Regions from separate parts of the Homo sapiens genome. Here region 1 is linked to region 2. Evidence: chromatin loops called from intact Hi-C (ENCODE). Cell type or tissue: Caco-2. All regions are shown on one strand.

Region 1 (5,000 bases), 77 kb after region 2:
AACAGGGGTCAGGGACCCACTTGAGGAGGCAGTCTGACCCTTCACAGAGCTCGAACACAGTGCTGGGAGGTCCACTACTCTCTTCAGAGCCACCAGGCAGGGATGTTTAAGTCTGCTGAAGCTGTGCCCACAGCTGCCCCTTTCCCCAAGTGCTCTGTCCCAGGGAGATGGGGGTTTTATCTGTAAGCCCCTGACTGGGGCTGCTGCCTTTTTTTCAGAGATACCCTGTCCAGAGAAGGGAAATCTGGCAGTCTGGCCACAGCAGCCTTGCTGAGCTGCAGTGGGCTCCACCCAGTTCGAACTTCCCAGAGGCTTTGTTTATACTGTGAGCATAAAACCACCCTACTCAAGCCTCAGCAATGGCGGACGTCTCTCCCCACACCAAGCTCGAGCGTCCCAGGTCGATCTCAGACTGCTGCTGTGCTGGCAGTGAGAATTTCAAGCCAGTGGATCTTAGTTTGCTGGGCTCCGTGGGGGTGGGACCCGCAGACCCATACCACTTGGCTCCCTGGCTTCAGCACCCCTTTCCAGGGGAAGTGAATCGTTCTGTCTCACTGGTATTCCCGGTGCCACTGGGGTATGGAAAAAAAGAATTCCTGCAGCTAGTTTGGTGTTTGCCCAAATGGCCACCCAGGTTTGTACTTGAAACCCAGGGCTCTGGTGGGGTAGGCACTGGAGGGAATCTCCTGGTCTGCAGTTTGCGAAAACCATGCGACAAGCACAGTATCTGTTCCAGAGTTCTTCAGGCTCAGTCCCTCATGGCTTCCCCTGGGTAGGGGGAAACATTCCCTGACCCTTTGTGCTTCCCAGGTGAGGTGACCCCCCACCCTGCTTCGGCTCGCCTTCCATGGGCTGCACCCACTGTCCAACCAGTCCCAATGAGATGAACCAGGTACCTCAGTTGGACATGCAGAAATCATCTGCCTTCTGCGAGGATCTTGCTGGGAGCTGCAGACCAGAGCTGTTCCTATTTGGCCATCTTGCCAGCAATCCTTGCCTGTTTTCTTTTGCTTCTATTTATCAACAGTTCTATATAAGTTCTTGTTCCTGGCAGCTGTTGGTAGCATTTTTTCAGCCTTCCTTCATGAACACGGGAATCTCACTATAGTGCCTGGTTTCAAGCTATGAACCTGGCTCCTGATCCCTGTCCCACTGTGAGCCCTTTTAGTTTCCTTTACTTTGCAGGAGCCAAACTCTCCATTGCCTTCTTCTTAACCTAGAGTTTTGTGTATTTCTAACTTCAATCTTGCCCACAGCTTTGCTTTTCTGGCCCAGGGGAAATAGTTATCTTATTTTCATGCCCATTTTTGTCTTATAGTTTTTTCCTTTTTATTTTTTAAATCTCTCATTCATAAGTGTTTTCAGTGGGATGAGTGGACAATCCATCAAAGCATGAAATAATTACATGGTCTTCATGCAAAGTCTTTCTTAGATAGCCTTTATGGCTCCTTCTGGCTCTGACATTGTATGATATACTATTGATTATTTCCCCTGGAAAACTTTCTCACTGTAATGTGTTCCTTCATTGCCTGTGAGAAGGAGCACAAGACAAATAAAACTTTTTTTTTATCCTGGTATTTTTCCAGGCTCCTGGTATTAGAATGTTTGAAATGAAATTATACAAAATGTCTTCAGATAAATTATGAGTTCTTGGGAAATTATGTTTGAATTTGCTGGTGACAGATAATAATAATAAATAGGTAGAAATGAAGATATGAATAATGCTTCAATTTCCTAAATGCCAAAATATGGTACAATTAGACATTTGTTTAAACTTCCTTGAATGGGTGTTACTTTCCTGAGGTTTAACTTTAAATTAGTGGCTGCATTTGCATTCATTCAATGAATCTATTGGGTGACTAACTCCTTATACAGTAACAGAGTCACAGAGGTTAAGGCTAGGCTTCTAGAGGTGTTAGTCATCTCTGATAGCAGTGTATCCTACCTGCTTTTAAAAAGAACATTTTAGTAAGGATAGGAGGTATACGTTAGAGGAATATATAATTTGCTTTGTTTGTAACAGGAATACCTGAGAATGTACTGATGACCATGTAAACAAGGTACAGTTTAGGGTAGAATTTCTGCAGATATAAGCAAAGTTTTGGTACAACAAATGGTTAATTTATCAAGTCTTCTATTAGTCAAGGATTGTTTGAGAGTATGCTAAAACTGTTGTCTGTTCCTTAACCGTGGGTTTTCATTGTCTTGGGATGAGAATCCATGCTTTCAGATTGCCAGAATTCTGGAAGTGTTCACAGCTAGGGGAAAAAAAGAAAAAAAAAGAAAGAAAACCTCACAGAAAATTTTTAGTAAAATTCATTATTAGCCGGTTTCTCAGGACTTCATTTGGTACCAGGATACATAAAACTTGAATTTTCATAGACTAATTTTGCTTTTCCTCTTACCATGGAAAGAAGATTAGAAGTATTGGTTGACCTTCAGCAAAATAAACTTAGTACAAGGCAGAAGAAGTTAGAGTGAAGGGTAGGGAGCATTCCTCGTTTTTAGGGATAGTCACATCTGACATTTATGTTTATGATTTATGAACTCTTTGAAGTGCAGTCTGATGGCTAACACTTATCTGACACAATGTTTTCTTTAGCCCGTCCTACAACTTCTTAATCCTAGAAAACCTAGAAATTAATTTTTAAAATTCCTTTTTTAAAAAGGAAACAACTTTATAGTGTAAAAATCCTTTTCTGGTATGGGGGTTAAAAAAAAAACCCACGGAGGGTAAATAAACCGTAGTTCACACAGTGTAATGTAAAGTCTTCAGCCATTGTCAATAGACTCTGTATTTTGAAATCATTTTGCTTTCATCCCAAATGGTTGACTTTTCAGTATTTGAGCTAGACTTACCTTATGAATTATAGTGTGCATTCTCACTGAAAGTAGTCTCATTTTCTTGTTTACATTTATATCCATGTTTGTTGAATTGAGTACAGTTCAACAATGGTATTTCTTAGCTTAGCTTAAAAACTAAAATGGGATGATTCATTGAGTCTATTTCACCTTATGTTATAGAGGCTAGCCTATCAATGTAAGGACTGTGGAAACTCATATGCAATTATATTTCTGGTTGGTAAGTGATCCAAAAAAGATGTAAAAGATTATTTATCCCGTTAGAAAATGAAAGTCTAGGTGGGATGGCTCACACGTGTAATCCCAGCACTTTGGGATGCTGAGGCAGGCGGATCACCTGAGGTCAGAAGTTCAAGACCAGCCTGGCCAACATGGTAAAACCCCATCTCGACTAAAAATTCAAAAATTAGCCAGGTACTCGGGAGGCTGAGGCAGGAGAATTGCTTGAACCTGGGAGGCAGAGGTTGCAGTGAGCTGAGATCACACCACTGAACTCCAGCCTGGGCGACAGAGCAAGACTCTGTCTTAAAAAAAAAAAAAAAAGGAAAATGAAATAAACCTAAAAAACAAGTAATCATTATCAGAGAATGATTATATAGCCAAGAAGTTTTGTTAAAAATAAAGATCTTGAAGCCTTTCCCTAATTTAACTATGTATCTTTCTATCATGTGTTATACTAGTAGTATTCAAATCAAGAAGTTAGTCAGTTTGTTGTTTAGATAATTGATGGGCAAATTGTGATGACATCTAGCCATACCATGTCACACTGAGTATGTTACAACTGGAATTGTCCTTTGTTGTTAGAATATTGGTATATATACTATACCATTTAATGTCTGATTTTCATAGCTCTCTGTGCTGTAATAACCTCAAGTGTTAATGCCAGGTTGCTGTAGCATCAGCCTGGCTGATTTTATGACATAAAACAATAATGGTCCAATACCTTTAAAGAATACAGAATTGGCCAGGCACAGTGGCTCACGCCTGTAATCCCAGCACTTTGGGAGGCTGAGGCAGGCGGAGCACGAGGTCAGGAGATCGAGACCATCCTGGCTAACACGGTGAAACCCTGTCTCTACTAAAAATACAAAAAATTAGCCAGGCGTGGTCGTGGGCGCCTGTAGTCCCAGCTACTCGGGAAGCTGAGGCAGGAGGATGGCGTGAACCCGGGAGGCGGAGCTTGCAGTGAGCCAAGATCGTGCCACTGCACTCCAGCCTGGGCGACAGAGCGAGACTCTGTCTCAAAAAAAAAAAAAAAAAGAATACCGAATTGGCAGTCCTGGAGGCTTATGTGTCCCAGGCTCCTCTTAGATCCCTCAAGAACTGAGGGGAACTCATTCCCTGTATAGCTGTGGGGCGCAATACATTGTTTGGGAAGCTCTGATTTAAAGGGTTAGGGACTGAGCTTGATTAATAGATGTACAGAACACTTTGAGAATAAGGGTTTTGTTGATGATGAATAAACTGGGAGTCTTGGCATATCTCGTGGTGACTGATGTTGAAAGGGAAATGGAGCCTAATGGAATAGTCCTGATGGCCACCTAGAAGGAGGTAGAATATTCCTTATATAGATGTTTTCTCCTCCCTCCCTCCCTTCCTCTCTTCTTCCCTTCTGTCCTTTCCATTCACCTATATCCTTTTTAATATAGTTTTCTGGAGAAGGCCTACCTCTGTTGGCTGTGAGGGCAGGAAGCAGACAAGTAAGCTGGGAACCCCCATAATTACCACAGTAAGGAAATCCTGGTGGAATGCTTTAAGTTTCTCTTCTGAAGGAGATTACCTGGCTGTTTTTTTTCTTCCTTGTGATTCTTTAGCTTCTGTTTTGCTTCTCCTAGTGGCCTCAGTGCCCATGCTTCGAACCTGTGTACTGTGTCCTAGGTACTATGCCGGTCACTTAAAGACATGATTTCATTTAATCTTTAATTGTGGGGTATTCATTTGTTTACTACAAAGGTCCTTCTGCATTTTCCTAGGTTGTTTCCTTATGTACTTCACGATGCAAATCAATTGTCAACCTATGGATTTTATTTATTTATTTTATTTTATTTTTTAGTTTTTGAGTCGGAGTCTTGCTCTGTCGCCCAGGCTAGAGTGCAGTGGTGTGATCTCGGCTCACTGCAAGCTCCGCCTCCTGGGTT
Region 2 (5,000 bases):
AAATTCCTGTGCAAGATATCTGAAACTCTTGACATGGTTAAAAATGTAAGGTTTTTTTAACTTATTAAGCAAACTAAGAAATATCTAGATGAAGAAAGTAATACATTTTCAGAAGCAGTTCAGGAAGGCAGAATTAGTGTGTAAGTGAAGATCCCGTGTGGGGTATGGGTGGTCAGTAGTTGTAATAATTTCTGTTGGTTGTGTCTTCTAAAGACTTCTTGATTGCGTTTTGTCTCCATTTTTCCCCTGTTGTCTGTAGCTTGGTGCAGGAGCTTATGGTCAAGAATATGGACACTGCAGTCAGACAGTCCTGAGTTTGTGTCCTGATATCTGTGCTGACTTGTAGAAAATGAATTAATCTTTATAAACTTAATTTTTCTTATTTGTAAAATGGGGCAATAATGGCCTCTGTTGCCCAAGGTTGTATTGATCAAATGACAATACATATGAGATGTGGCACACATCTAAGCTAAGTTGATATAGTCTGTTGCTCCTGTTGCTGTTGCTTAGTTTGTATTATTGCTGATCCATCACATTTTGCTTGCAATATACTAGTATCCTAATTATTGCAGTAGTGTCCTTATATCTTCCATCTCCCATCTCTTCTTTTAAATATGTCTTCCACATTACCACCAGTTAGCTTTCTAAAAACATTATTATAGATCACTCCTCTGTGGCCTTCTGGATAAAGGTCAAACACTTTGTCATAGTATATATGGTTCTCTGCAACCCAGCTGCAAGCTTCCTTTCCTGGCTTAGTTACTACCGTTTCATGCCCATGCATCCTTCCTCTTTCTTCCCCCTGCTCTGGTCACTCGGGACGTCAGGTTGTCTAACTGTGCACTCTACATTCATGCCCCTGTGTATGCTGTTGTCTTTGCCTGTTGGTACCCTTCCTCCCACTTTTTCACCTGACAAATTCTTGATTACCAATAACTGCAAGTTCTTTGTTCTCTGTGATCTCAAAGGATTTTGATTTTGCACATGGTTCTGGCATCCTCCCTCAGATGAAGTCTTTGAAGTTATGGGCTATTATTCATTTTTGTATCTTTATACCCTTGTTGTCGAATGTAACTGGCTATATTTAAATGTATCTTATTTTTTCTTGGGTGAGATACTGTATACACTCTGTAGGGGAGCTATAGGGGCCTCTGTTGAGCTTGTGTTATATACTTTGGTTCACGTGATCACTTTAATTACACTATCTTGTTTGTTGTAGAGTATATAATATGTAAAGACAGAGATTGTTGGTGCTCCAAGGATTAACAGGTTTTTTTTAAAGGAGTTAGTGTGTTCTTCTATCTATATTAACTTAATGGAATGAATCCTTTCATTCCCATAGAGTTGTAAATAGGATACCGTATTACCTACTAAAACAAGAGTTTAGGTTTCTGATTTGCTTTTTTTTTTCAAAGACAATATTGAAAAAGTTGAAACTTGCCTCCTCTTGGTATTCATGATAACTTCAGTTGCCTGAGGAAGGAGGTGATCTGGCTTCTCTTGTCTGCCCTAGTAAGTGGAATGATTTTTTAAAAATTCACTGGAAATCTCTGAACTTGGATGTTTTTTTGTTTGTTTTTGAGACAAAGTCTCGCTCTGTTGGCTAGGCTGGAGTGCAGTGGTGCAATCTCAGCTTACTGCAACCTCCGCCTCCTGGGTACAAGCAGTTCACCTGCCTCAGCCTCCCTAGTAGCTGCCACCACACCTGCCACCACGCCCGGCTAATTTTTTTGTATTGTTAGTAGAGACTGGGTTTCACCATGTTGGCCAGGCTGCTTTTGAACTCCTGACCTCAAGTGATCCACCCGCCTCGGCCTCCCAAAGTGCTAGGATTACAGGCATGAGCCACTGCGCCTGGCCCGAACTTGGGTTTTTATATGAATTAAGTTGTAAAGGATCTTACTTGCTTTTCCTCTTTTGAGACTAGTGCTCCTTCTCACCAGTGCCCCCTGCCAACTTTATGCTCAATTTAAGTTAGTATGAATTCACTTAGAAAAGTACAAATAGCTTTGTGTTCTTAAAGAAATTAGTAGTAGATAATTTTTTTTATTATTATTAAATTTGAGGCAGTCTCACTCTGTTGCCCAGGCTGGAATGCAGTGGTGTGATCTCTGCTTACTGCAACCTCTCCTCTCGGGCTCAAGCGATCCTCCCATCTCATCCTCCATGGTAGCTGAGACTCCAGGTGCGCGGCTAATTTTTGTGTTTTTTGTAGACATGGGGTCTTACCATGTTACTCAGGCTGGTCTTGAACTTTGGGTTCAAGCAGTCCTACCGTCAGGCCACTGTGCCCAGCTTGAGAAAATGTCAAAAGTTTTTATATCATTGAAAAAAGTTAAAAAAAAATCTACAGCACATTAGACTGTAAATAGAATTTTATGCTAAATTTTGTCTAGTTCTTCCCCATTACGTCCCTTCTTTTTTCTTTCTTTTTTTTTTTTTCTTAAGAGACAAGAGTCTTGCTCTGTTGCCCAGGCTGGAATGCAGTGGTGTGATCTTAGCTCACTGTGTCCTTGTCCTCCTGGGTTCAGGTGATCCTTCTGCCTCAGCCTCCCAAGTACCTAGGACTATAGGCACGTGCCACCATGCCTGGCTTATTTTAAAGATTTTGTAGAGACAGGGTTTGTTTGTTGCCCAGGCTCGTCTTGAACTCCTGGGCTCAAGTGATTCTCCCACTCAGCCTCCCAAAGTGCTGGGATTACAGAAATGAGCCACTACTGCTGCAACGCACCCCTTAATCCCCAGTTCTTATCTTTTGGAATTTCGAGGGGAGGAGACCAATTATGATACAGTTTTTCTCCTTTGTTCTCCTCCCCTTTTTCAGTTCATTTGTTCTGCGAATGGCATTTGGAAGCTAGTATTTGGGAGTGAAGTTTGAGATGAAAAGACAACTAATTTGTTGTTAATCAGGGACATTCCATGCTTTGTGGAGGTTTTATACTGATGTGTTTCCTGTTGACTTTTGCTATCAGCAGTAGACAAGTAGAGTCTACTTTCTTTTTAGTTTATTATTATATTTTTTTCTCTTTGCTTTTTAAGACCACTTACAATAAGTTTCTACATACTAGAGTCTGTGTACTTTTCTTCTTAGGATTGTTTATCCTGTGCTATGTTGAGTAGAGTTAGTTAAGAAAAATTTTTTGCAGTGACCCAGAATTTAAAGAACTACCTTCTTAGAGGACAGTTTAAGGAGGTCTATAATATGGAAAAATTATTGAATTTTAGTCAGGTGGATATTATCATGTTTGTTCATTTTATAGATGAAAGTGGGAACTGAGGCACAGTGAAATGAAGTGAATTATATTGTTGAAGACTCTAAGCTATTTGTCCTGATTTCCATACTACTGTACTCTCCCCTGTATCTGTGTTTCCCAAGCTTTTAACCAAGGAACTCATCATGAGTCCAGTTGTAAAAAATATTTTGCCTATCAAAAAGTATAATATATTATCAGGAGGCTGGGTGCGGTGGCTTATGCCTGTGATCCCAGCACTTTGGGAGGCCAAGGCGGGTGGATCACTTGAGGTCAGGAGTTCGAGACCAGCCTGGCCAACATGGTGAAACCCTGTCTCTACTAAAAATACAAAAATTAGGTGTGCATGGTGGCGCACACCTATAATCCTAGCTACTCTAGCTACTTGGGAGGCTGAGGCAGGAGAATCACTTGAACCTGGGAGGTGGAGGTTGCAGTGAGCTGAGATAGTGCCACAGCACTCCAGCCTGAGTGACAGAGCTAGACTCTGTCTCAAAAAAAACCAAAAACCAAAAAACAAACTCCCCCCCAGAAAACAGTATATTATCAGGGAATAATTTGTTTTCTTATTTTTTGATACATTGAGCTGTCGATCAGCTCCAAATCACTATTTTCAAACCGTTAACGTGAGTTTCACCAAAGTCAAAGACACTTAAAAAACTTTATCCCAGAGAAGGCTGAATATGTGATTTCTTATAGATGTTCTGAAGAATTGAAACTGGCTCAAGAAGCACCTGTCCTGCCTTTGCAGACACCTGGTGGTCTAGAGACCTCAAGTGAGGAATTACTGTACTGTATGTTACTTTCTCTGAACTGTAGATTCCCAGGAGTCATGGGAGATTGGATTCCAAGGTCTGTTTATGGATGTTCTGAGACTTTTTTTTTTTGAGACAGGGTCTCGCCCTGTCACCCAAGCTGGAGCACAGTGGTGTGATCATGGCTCACTGCAGCCTCAACCTCTCAGACTTAAGTGATCCTTCTACCTCAGCCTCCTGAGTAGCTGGGACCACAGGCATGCACCACCATGCCTGGCTAATTTTGTATTTTTTGTAGAGAGAGGGTTTCACTATGTTGCCCCAGCTGGTCTCGAACTCCTGGGCTCAAGTGATCCTCCCACCTTGACCTCCCAAAGTGTTGGGGTTACAGGCATGAGCCACTGTGCATGGTGCTGAGACTTTTTTTCAGTGTCTCAGAGACTGTTGTATCTAGAAAGAGATCTTAGAGGTAATCTAATCTGGTCTAGAGTTTTTTTTTTTAAGGCTTTATTTATATACAATGTACATATCATGTAAGTTACATGATGTGACTGTATATCATATATGATTACGTATCCCATTTAAAGTGTACCATTCAACTTTTTTTTTATAGGATTGTACAATCGTCACGCCAATTTAAAATGTTTTAGTTACCCCTAAAAGAAACTTGGTACCCATTAGCAGTCGCTCCCCATAACCCTCTCCAGCCTTAAGCAACCACTTATCTACTTTCTGTCTCTATAGAAGTGGAATCTTGCGACTGGTTTCTTTTGGCATAATGGTTACTTTTTTTTTTTTTTTTTTTTTTTGAGACGGAGTTTCTCTGTGTCACCCATACTGGAGTGCAGTGGCGCGATGCCGGCTCGTTGTAACCTCCGCCTCCTGGGTTCATGCAATTCTGCCTCAGCCTCCTGAGTAGCTGGGATTATAGGTGCCCGCCACCGTACCCAGCTAATTTTTCAATTTTTAGTAGAGATGGGGTTTTGCCATCTCA

Evidence for each region. Peaks named below come from ENCODE experiments on the same cell type or tissue, not always from the same donor. Only the 100,000 strongest peaks of a DNase experiment are listed, where the experiment ranks them.
Region 1: it touches region 2 in a loop (8-fold over the local background); 5 of 110 quality-filtered maps call a loop at or near these places.

The regions. Positions count from the first base shown.
Region 1 is chr11:73,057,003-73,062,002 of GRCh38, reverse strand. The region is part of intron 3 of FCHSD2 (FCH and double SH3 domains 2); the gene reads left to right. Among named protein-coding and RNA genes, the nearest start is that of FCHSD2, 83 kb to the left of the region's middle. In Caco-2, no CTCF peak of the experiment used is centred here; no DNase peak of the experiment used is centred here.
Region 2 is chr11:73,133,608-73,138,607 of GRCh38, reverse strand. The region is part of intron 2 of FCHSD2 (FCH and double SH3 domains 2); the gene reads left to right. Among named protein-coding and RNA genes, the nearest start is that of FCHSD2, 6.2 kb to the left of the region's middle. In Caco-2, a CTCF peak has its summit at 1,092; a DNase peak (open chromatin) is centred at 2,717.